2 separate regions of the Mus musculus genome follow, and region 2 is linked to region 1. Evidence: chromatin loops called from intact Hi-C (ENCODE). Cell type or tissue: heart. All regions are shown on one strand. Each heading gives the region's core, and the rest is flanking DNA. Links, peaks and the distances in the headings are about the cores only.

Region 1 (4,393 bases), core at 74-4,073:
TGTGAAATTCCCAAAGAATCAATAAAAATATTATGTTTATATATGTATATATAATAGATGTATATATTACATGTGTAAGTATGCATATATATGTATAAACATATATACATCTAGAGAGATAACATAAATGTCTACATGTGGTATATAAAACACATGTGTATATATGTATATATACACATAAAATATGTGTGTATATGTATATATATATATATATGTGTGTGTGTGTGTATACACATATACATATAATATATATGTGTGTGTATATATGGATATGTGTATACACACACAGGTAGATAGATAGATAGATAGATAGATAGATAGATAGATAGATAGATAGATAGATATGGTGATATTTATACCCAAAACCCTGAAACAGTTATCTCCACTGAAAACTTATTTAGAGAGACTTATGGAAAGCAAACCCACTCTGCGTTGAAGATTAATAATCAAAGCAGATCTGCTTATATCAGTGACTTTTAAGTATGTTTTATACTTTCCCTGCTTATAAATGTGGAAAGTTTTAGGCTCAGTGTCCTGTCCTAAACACCAACTAGACAACAGTAAGACTCAAAGTCCTGGTGGCTGAAGAGAAGAGCTCTGCTCCGTCTGGGAACTTCTCCCAGGGTCATTGTGCCGCGGTACAGCAAGGCAATTCCACAGCTCCTGCCTGAGTCACAAGTCAAAACACCAGCACGGTCCTCCACTGGCACCGAGGCCACCCCTTCAGAGCAGGATGTGCTCTTTCCGTGAGGTGACAGGTTACATCCCCATTCAAAACACCTCGTTTGTTGCCAAACTATACGTAAGGGAAAGAAACAAGGTCTGCCCTCAAAGGCTCCTCTGAGACTGAGACAGGAGAATAGCCGGACACACGCGCAGTATGAAGACTCTAAATTAAACAATGGCTTTATAAGAGCACCTCCCCATGTGACTTTGAATCAGAGTAAAGGGAAGTGACCAAAAAAATCAAAGCAGTAAAAGGGATCTTTATTTCGAGAGTATTCATTAACTAGGCAAAGCCGAGCTTTAAGAATTAGATCTGTGACAGAAAAATCCTCCTGGCTGTGAAACCAGAGCTTTGATTTCTGTTGGCTTGTAAAATAAATGATAATACCCCCTTAGAGCTCTGTGCTGCCTTTCCGTTTACAAAGCCCTTTCCCATGTATGATTCTACTTCATCGTCACAGCCTGCTTCCCAGGTACTGAGGTCTGACTATCCCATTGTGTGTGTGAGGAAACTGAGGCACGTTGTACAGACAGAACTTCCTCAAGGATGCATGGTTATTAAGAAGGAGAAAGGAGAGGGCTGCTCAGGAGCTATTGTATCTCTGCAGTCAATAGACAAAAATCAAAATTATCAGATGTATATCTGTGTTCACTGGGGAAATCCTAAAAGGATCCTAAAAGCAAGAAAGAGGAAATAGATCAGACTTGGAAAACGGCAATCCTACAAGCTGGTTTTTATGTACTCTGTGACAATAGCAAGTGATTTAGCCTGGGAATGTAGTTCAGTATTTAACAAAGATGGACAGGGCCCTAAATTCTATTTCCAGCATTAAAAACAGAGGGGAGGGGAGGAAGAGAAGACACTAAATATATTTCTCCAAAGACTAGCAAAATGAATTTTTAAACACTAATTTACTTTTAGTTTATGTGTGTCAATGTTTTTACCTGCATATATGTATGTGCACCACATGCCTGCAGTACCCACGGAGGCCAGAAGAGGGTGTCAAATCCCCTACAACTGGAGTTAGAGACAGCTACCATATTGGTATTGAGCAAATTCTGAAAGAGCAGCAGGTACTCTTTTGTTTGGTTGGTTGGTTTGTTTTGTTGTTTTTGTTTGCTTTTCGAGACAGTGTTTCTCTGTGTAGCCCTGGCTGTCCTGGAACTCACTCTGTAGACCAGGCTGGCCTTGAACTCAGAAATCTGCCTGCCTCTGCCTCCCAAATGCTGGGATTAAAAGCATGCAACACCACTGCCCGGCACAGCAGGTACTCTTAACCTCTGAGTGGTCTCTTCAGCCCGTAAAATGATTTTTACTTTTGAAATGCGTAACAGTTACTATCAAAGGCCAAAGATACAGTATGTATGAAAAGCTTTCTTAAAAATAAATCAATACATAAATAAACAAACGTTCCTAGACTGGTCTATAAGCATGATTAAGTGCCTGCTAAGAAACTAAATAATATTATGATGCGCCATGCTGAAAGTATGTGAAACGTAGTTATAGTAACCAGAGTTGGGTTTTAGTTCGTTGGTTAATTGACTGGCCCATGGGTTGGCTTTATTCATAAATATGAGCTCCGATAAAGCAAAAAGCATATGAAAGAAAGGCTTTCCTTTTGAATATTGCCTCTAAGAGATCTAAGCATTTTATTTAGCTACTGAGAACTTTATATGATTGGGGGGGAAAATCATTTCTGGCTTCCTACCCTGGTACAGAGGCAGCCTTGAAAGCCAGTGCACTGAAAGAAACGATGTGGAATTCTTAGTTTAAAAGGAAGCACATAATTGTGAGCACTGACAGGTTGCCATATCTGTTTCAGTTTTCTACCCTCGCCACTGAGTAGGATGCTGCAGGAGTACTTGAGATGCCTATCATTACCTAATGTTCACACCCACTTCAAAGAGACCTGCTTAGGCCAAATGGCACCCATTTCCTACCGTAATGCAAAAAAAAATAGCTACCCTACGAAGAGCTCACTCATAATTTAAGGAAATTGGACTTCTCTGGCCTGGAGGTCCAGAAATTAGCCTTATTAATTGAGATATTAAAATAACGCTGGTAGGTTTAGAATACGGGCAGGAGGGTTGGACCCGTTCCAGCAAAAGCAACCAATAAGGGGCCGTAGAGCAGCCGTAAGAAAGCAACCAATAAGGGGCCGTAGAGCAGCCGTAAGAAAGGTTGGGAACAGAAAACACAGAGCAGAATGGATGAGCCTAAGAAAGCAGAGCCAGGGACCTGCTGACTCCACGGTTCTTATTTTCCTTCCATCTTCGACGTGTTTTAGAGATGCTCTAGTGTCCCCTCCACACGCTCTCCTCAGCAGCAACTGAGTGCTTGCTTTTCATCCCTTGAAAACAGAAAGTCTTTAAATACTGCAAACACAGAAAAAGGGCAGGGCATCATTATAATAAAGGGGTGGTGTTAAAACTAAAAAAAAAAAAATGTGGAAAATTTGAAGAACAAACTAAAAACAACACAGACGATGACTGATGTAAACAGTGAACATGCAGCCATAGCTGGCTGAAGCTGGCCAGAACCCTCGACCAAAGAAAAATGAACCGAACCTTGTTTGTAAAGCAGAGAGATCCTGGCGGTGAGGAGGGTATTTATGGAAATATCTGCAAAGGGGCAATGACAACTCAAACCACCAGAAGTAAATTCTAAACCATCAGTGGATCTTGTGAACAAATGGGGTGTTTTTTAATTGAATCAGCTTCAATTTACTGAATTCCTCTGAAATGCATTTTCTGCCATCTCATAAAAGTAATTTTTTTTTGATAAATCTCATTGATTTAAGTCCAAAATCAAGTGTGGCCTTCATATCTGTTTAATTGCTGTCAGTTTCTGGCTTCTCGAGTCATCACCTATTAAAATCTTGGTTAGAAGGCACAACGTAGTTCATGAGTTAAATACAAAAGGAAGAATTATCTTATGCCAGACTCCTAGCCAGGTTCAGTGCTATTGGTTATTGGTTCTACCACTTATGTTTAAACACTTTGGCATAAGATACACAAGCCAGATGTAGTGGCATATGCCTTTAATCCCAGCAGATGGGAAGCAGAAGTAGGAGGAGCTTTGTGAGTTCAAGGCCAGCTGGATCAATATCATGAGCTACAAGACAACCAGTGTTATATAGTGAGACCTTGTCTTGGGGGGAAAAAAAAGCAAGAGAAGAAGGAGGAGGAGGAGGAGGAGGAAGAGGAGTAGGAGGAGAGGAGAGGAGAGGAGAAGGGGAAGGGGAGGGGGAGGGGGGAAGAGGAGGGGGAGGGGGAGGGGGAGGGAGAGGGAGAGGGAGAGGGAGAGGGAGAAGGAGAAAGGAGAAGGAGAAGGAGAAGGAGAAGGAGAAGGAGAAGGAGAAGGAGGAGGAGAAGAAGAAGAAGAAGAAGAAGAAGAAGAAGAAGAAGAAGAAGAAGAAGAAGAAGAAGAAGAAGAAGAAGAAGAAGAAGAAGAAGAAGAAGAAGAAGAAGAAGAAGAAGAAAAGGAACACATGTTATTTGTTTTTAACTCTAGCATTTTCTTTTGCCTTACAAAATGTATGCATACATATATCTTGAATTAGATGTAATGATGGTCTGATTCCCTGTCTCAGAAAACTGACTGTGTTTGACACAAATATTCTGTGTCACCAGCATGAAGAGAATTGTCAGATCAATCAGTAATGTT
Region 2 (4,393 bases), core at 316-4,315, 120 kb after region 1:
TGGACACACACGTACACACATGTACACACACACATCATATGTGAACATCATCTTTATGTCATCAACCTTCCCTCACTTTCTGTAAGAATTAAGTAAATTTTTTAAGCTCATACCCAATGATGTCTCTATTACTGGGCCTTAATTATTCCCTGATGTTAGTAGCATAGCCTCTTTAACCGTATCCTTGCCAACAGTGCTAACATTGAAATGGGCTCCAATCAAATTTTCCATGATATGATTTTGACATTCATTTTCTGGAGCCCAATGGTGTTTCTTAGTCCTCCACAGGAATTAGGTCTCAACATGGCAACTCTACTGTCTTATCTGCTCCTTTCTTCATCCACTCCCGACCTGATCTAGTCCTCTAAAGCATGCAGTCTCTTCTTCACCCTCTAGGATTCTGGTTCTGAGACAGCCCAGCAGAGGCAGAACCTGTGAGCTATCGCACAGTGATCCTCATGAATCTCCAATTAAGTAAAAAGGAAAAGGAAAAAAAAAAAAAAAAACCCACCCCCATTCAAAGCAAGTACCAGTTTCTTAACCAGAGTCTAAAACCCCTCTTTGCTGGCAGTGCAAATTGTAACCAAGGTTTCAGGATGTGCCCAAGGCAGTAGGTTTATTTATTTTATCCATTCAGCCCTCTAACATCTGCCACAATGGCCATGCTAATTCTCCCAAGAACGCGGGTTGAACGGGGTCAGCTGTGTGGGTGTGCAGCTTGTGCTGACCACAGACGAGGCAAACATGGCTCCCACAGTTTGATGTCATCGATCCAGAATTCTTGGTAACCTCATATTTTGTCTTTCCAAGTCCACCGAGATAAGGAGCCACATGCAGGAGCACGGGAAGTCCTCAGCCTCTGCACGCCCACCTTGTGCGACCACCGCCTTCCCGAGGGCATTGCCCTGTCTTGTCCTAGAAGCACAGAAATCCTGTACATCTAGGATAGACTGGAGGCCAGAGTCCCGAGTCACGTTTCATCTGTTGGCTAGGCAGGAGTAGTGACTACATCAAGAGACTGCATCTAGCCGGGCGTGGTGGGACACGCCTTTAATCCCAGCACTTGGGAGACAGAAGCAGGCAGATTTCTGAGTTCGAGGCCAGCCTGGTCTACAGAGTGAGTTCCAGTTCCTGGACAGCCAGAGCTATACAGAGAAACCCTGTTTCGAAAAAGAGAGAGAGAGAGAGAGAGAGAGAGAGAGAGAGAGAGAGAGAGAGAGAGAGAGAACATCTTCCATTCCGCAGAACTCTTTCAGCAATAGCAGGCGCTTGCTGTTTGTCCTATCAGATCCTATGTTAGTCCAAATGCTTCCTTGTTATTATCAACAGATGACCCCCCTCCCCAAATGACCTAGGGGGGAAAATAGATGAAGAACATACAACCAATAATTTCTCTTCCTTCTAGGTCCTCCTTACTTATCGTCACATAAAAGGTACAAGGTTAGTAGGAGTTTGCATTTCCGGGGGTGGGGGAATGGGCTGTGCCCTTTTTTTTTTTTTTTTTAAATAGCGTTTCTACTCTCCAGGTACAAACAAAATGCACACAGGAAACGTGTCTATCAAAATGTCCCCACTTATATTTGCATTGAAAACTGGCCTTGAGTCTATGCAAAGATGAACAGTAAAATCCATGCTAAGGTCTTCTTTACTTAGATCTCCGGGAAATGGCAAATTGAAACCACCGTTGCAGGTTGAAGGTGAGGCTGGGGAGAGAAAGGAAGCGCCGTATGTTCCCTGCCTTTTAACCGTGTCTTCTTTCCCGCTGTTTGAACAAGAGGCGCTGGATTCTATTTTCAAAGTGGGCCACGCAAGTTAGGTATCCGCCCCTGGTGAGGAACGAACGAGGTCAAAACTGGGCCGTAGCTCAGCGGGATACAGACATTTGTCTGGCCGTTCCTTTTGACACCAGCATCCCACGCTCAATGCCCTCCGAGCGAATCTTATCTCCCTCTGGATTAAAGCCAAAATTCTCACCGTGCTTCTGCCTCTCCAACACCTCCCCTGCTCACCCGCCTTCCCTCCTCCGTGGCTCTGGCCAGGCTACCCTAAGTCATTTCTTCTAATCTGCTATGCATTCCCCTACCCCGGGGCACCCTTCCTGAAAGCAGCTTTGACCCCACCCACCCACCCTACCTATCCCCTTATCCTATTCACTTTGAATAGGATAAGGGGACCTCCACATCTCTTAATCTAGGGTAACCCCTCTCTTCTCGCTTTTCATTTCCATGCATATTGTAACTTCCCGCTTATTCTAGATCTCCTCCGCAGGAATGGAGCGCTGTGAAAATTTTGTTCTATTTTGCTCACTTCTCCCTACTCAAAACTAGGTCAGTACAAATACCCACTAATGAAGCCAACATACTTTATAAAGTATGAAGTCACTTAGATTGAGATAAGGAAAGCCTACTTAATATGAGACATAAATCTGAATGAGCTTTCAGACGACAAAATTATCTCTCACTGGGATCCACAAATGGGGCCTGATGTCCAAAAGTCAGGAAGTATTTTGTTTAAGGAAATCCACCCAAACAGGGCGCCAAGGAGCCTGTGGCTGGGAGAGGGGAAGCGGATTCTGCCTTTAATGAGCGCCATCACGAGCAATAACTAGGAACTAAAGCCTCCAGTTCTTCGGTTGCAAAGTGGACATGATATAATAATACCTGCCCTTCTCTCTCGCACCTTCTTCTGGGTGCAATACATGAGATTATAAATGCACACCTCTCTTTTTTTTTTCCAGTGCTGAAATATTAAGGAAATCTTTGCCCTGATCATTAAGGCAACAGTTGGCCCCGGGTAGGGGAACGGGCCAGCAGGGCTTGGGGCCATTAGCTAAGACTGGTGTTTGGAGAGAAAGCAATGAAAAGCCTCACAGCAGATGTGGATACTCGCTGGTCTCTCACTTGGTGACCCCCATACATCTCCCAGGCGACATGAATGTTACTGGGCCCAATTAGCATTACCCTTTCACATAACATTCAAATTCCTGGACTTCCGAGGGCAGCCGGCCATGGCCATATAAGGGAGGAACGGAAAAGCACAGATAAGAGGAAAGGAATGGAGAAAGCAAAAGGTTACAGGGGGCGGGGGAAGGAGGGTTTTACATTCCCCCACACAAAGAACAAGATGTTGCCCCAAATTCTGTTTTCTGGAGGGAAAGAATTAACAAAAGAACTTCTACCAAGAGGCAGGCCATTCTCTGTGCCACTACGAGCATGTGTGGTGGGGTCTAGTTGCTATTACTATGGCTAATTTGTTTCTACTTACAGGGTATGTTGTTGTGTGGTTTTCTTCTCTTGTTCAGTTCATCTTTCACGGCCTCTGCCATTTTCACTATGCACAGTTAGTCATACCAAATCCACTTTATGCCCTAAAAACGTATCCCTGCCTTGACACAAAGCAGAGCTCTGTACATCAGGGCTCTTGCCTCCACCAAAATAGATTTCTACAATTCATTTTCATGCTGACAATGTGCATGCAAAGACAGGAAGGCACAGAAAATCAAATTGCTCAAGATTTTAAGTCAGGAAGAAGAATCATTTTAAGCACCCCCCATCCCTCTCCAGACCCCCACCCCCACCCCCACCCCCACTAACGTTTCTGGTAATTTAAAGGCTCCAGAAAACTTAAGCAGAACACTTCTCAAATAAAAATAAAAATGCTTTGACGTGTACCAACAAAGGGAGGGAGAAAGGGTGTCAAAAGTGGGCCGGCTGACAGCTCTCCTGACAAGGAAACCCTGAACCCTATTTTTAAACCTATCTGTGTAATTTAGGAGAGAAGTCACCATGTCTCCTGATAAAGCCTTTGGAGGCGGCTGGAGGATAAGTGTGCGGTTCTGAGAAAGGCAGCGCCGCCCACACTGAGAAGGCAGAGCCTCGCTCGAGCTTCTGTCTTTTAGCAGAACCAAAAAGAAAGAAAGAAAAGTGCATTTCCTGGGGGTGCGGCAGGAGGGGACAGGAAGATGGAAGCAACTACCAAAAGAAAAAAGACACAGAAGGCCCCAGATCTGAAAATGGGGTAAGCACCCACCCCCACCCCACCCCACCCCCACATCATTACTGATAACAAGTCAAAGACGAGCACCTCGAGGGGATTAGGTGAATGGCATGGAGAGAATTTGCTCATGACTCAAGGCCTATGGAGTACCGTTATTTCAAGTAACTCCATGGAGAGGTGGGACAGATAGGGGAGCTGCTTCGCCTCCGTGTAACAGTGAGGAGGAGCAGAAATAAGGAGGCGAGATGATTTGGTACAGGGATGAGGGCGGCCCTTAACTCCCAGCTGTTTGCAATGGAGCTGATGATGCTGTACCTTTTGAGTATTGCCATTAAATAACAGTGCCAAGTAAGCGTTCCTTAACACCACCATAGTGAAAGGCTTGTCCCGAGGTCCA

The links. Peaks named below come from ENCODE experiments on the same cell type or tissue, not always from the same donor. Only the 100,000 strongest peaks of a DNase experiment are listed, where the experiment ranks them.
Region 2: a loop joins it to region 1, with 1.8 times the contacts of the local background. A loop is called at or near these places in 1 of 42 quality-filtered maps.

What each region holds. Positions count from the first base shown.
Region 1 is chr10:99,406,318-99,410,710 of GRCm38, reverse strand. No RefSeq gene overlaps it. Among named protein-coding and RNA genes, the nearest start is that of Gm34983, 51 kb to the left of the region's middle. In heart, for the core only: a CTCF peak has its summit at 1,714 (motif pointing right); a DNase peak (open chromatin) is centred at 770; H3K27ac peaks cover 271 bases.
Region 2 is chr10:99,284,529-99,288,921 of GRCm38, reverse strand. No RefSeq gene overlaps it. Among named protein-coding and RNA genes, the nearest start is that of Gm34921, 16 kb to the right of the region's middle. In heart, for the core only: a CTCF peak has its summit at 2,598; DNase peaks (open chromatin) are centred at 1,931 and 3,001; H3K4me3 peaks cover 2,039 bases; H3K27ac peaks cover 3,702 bases.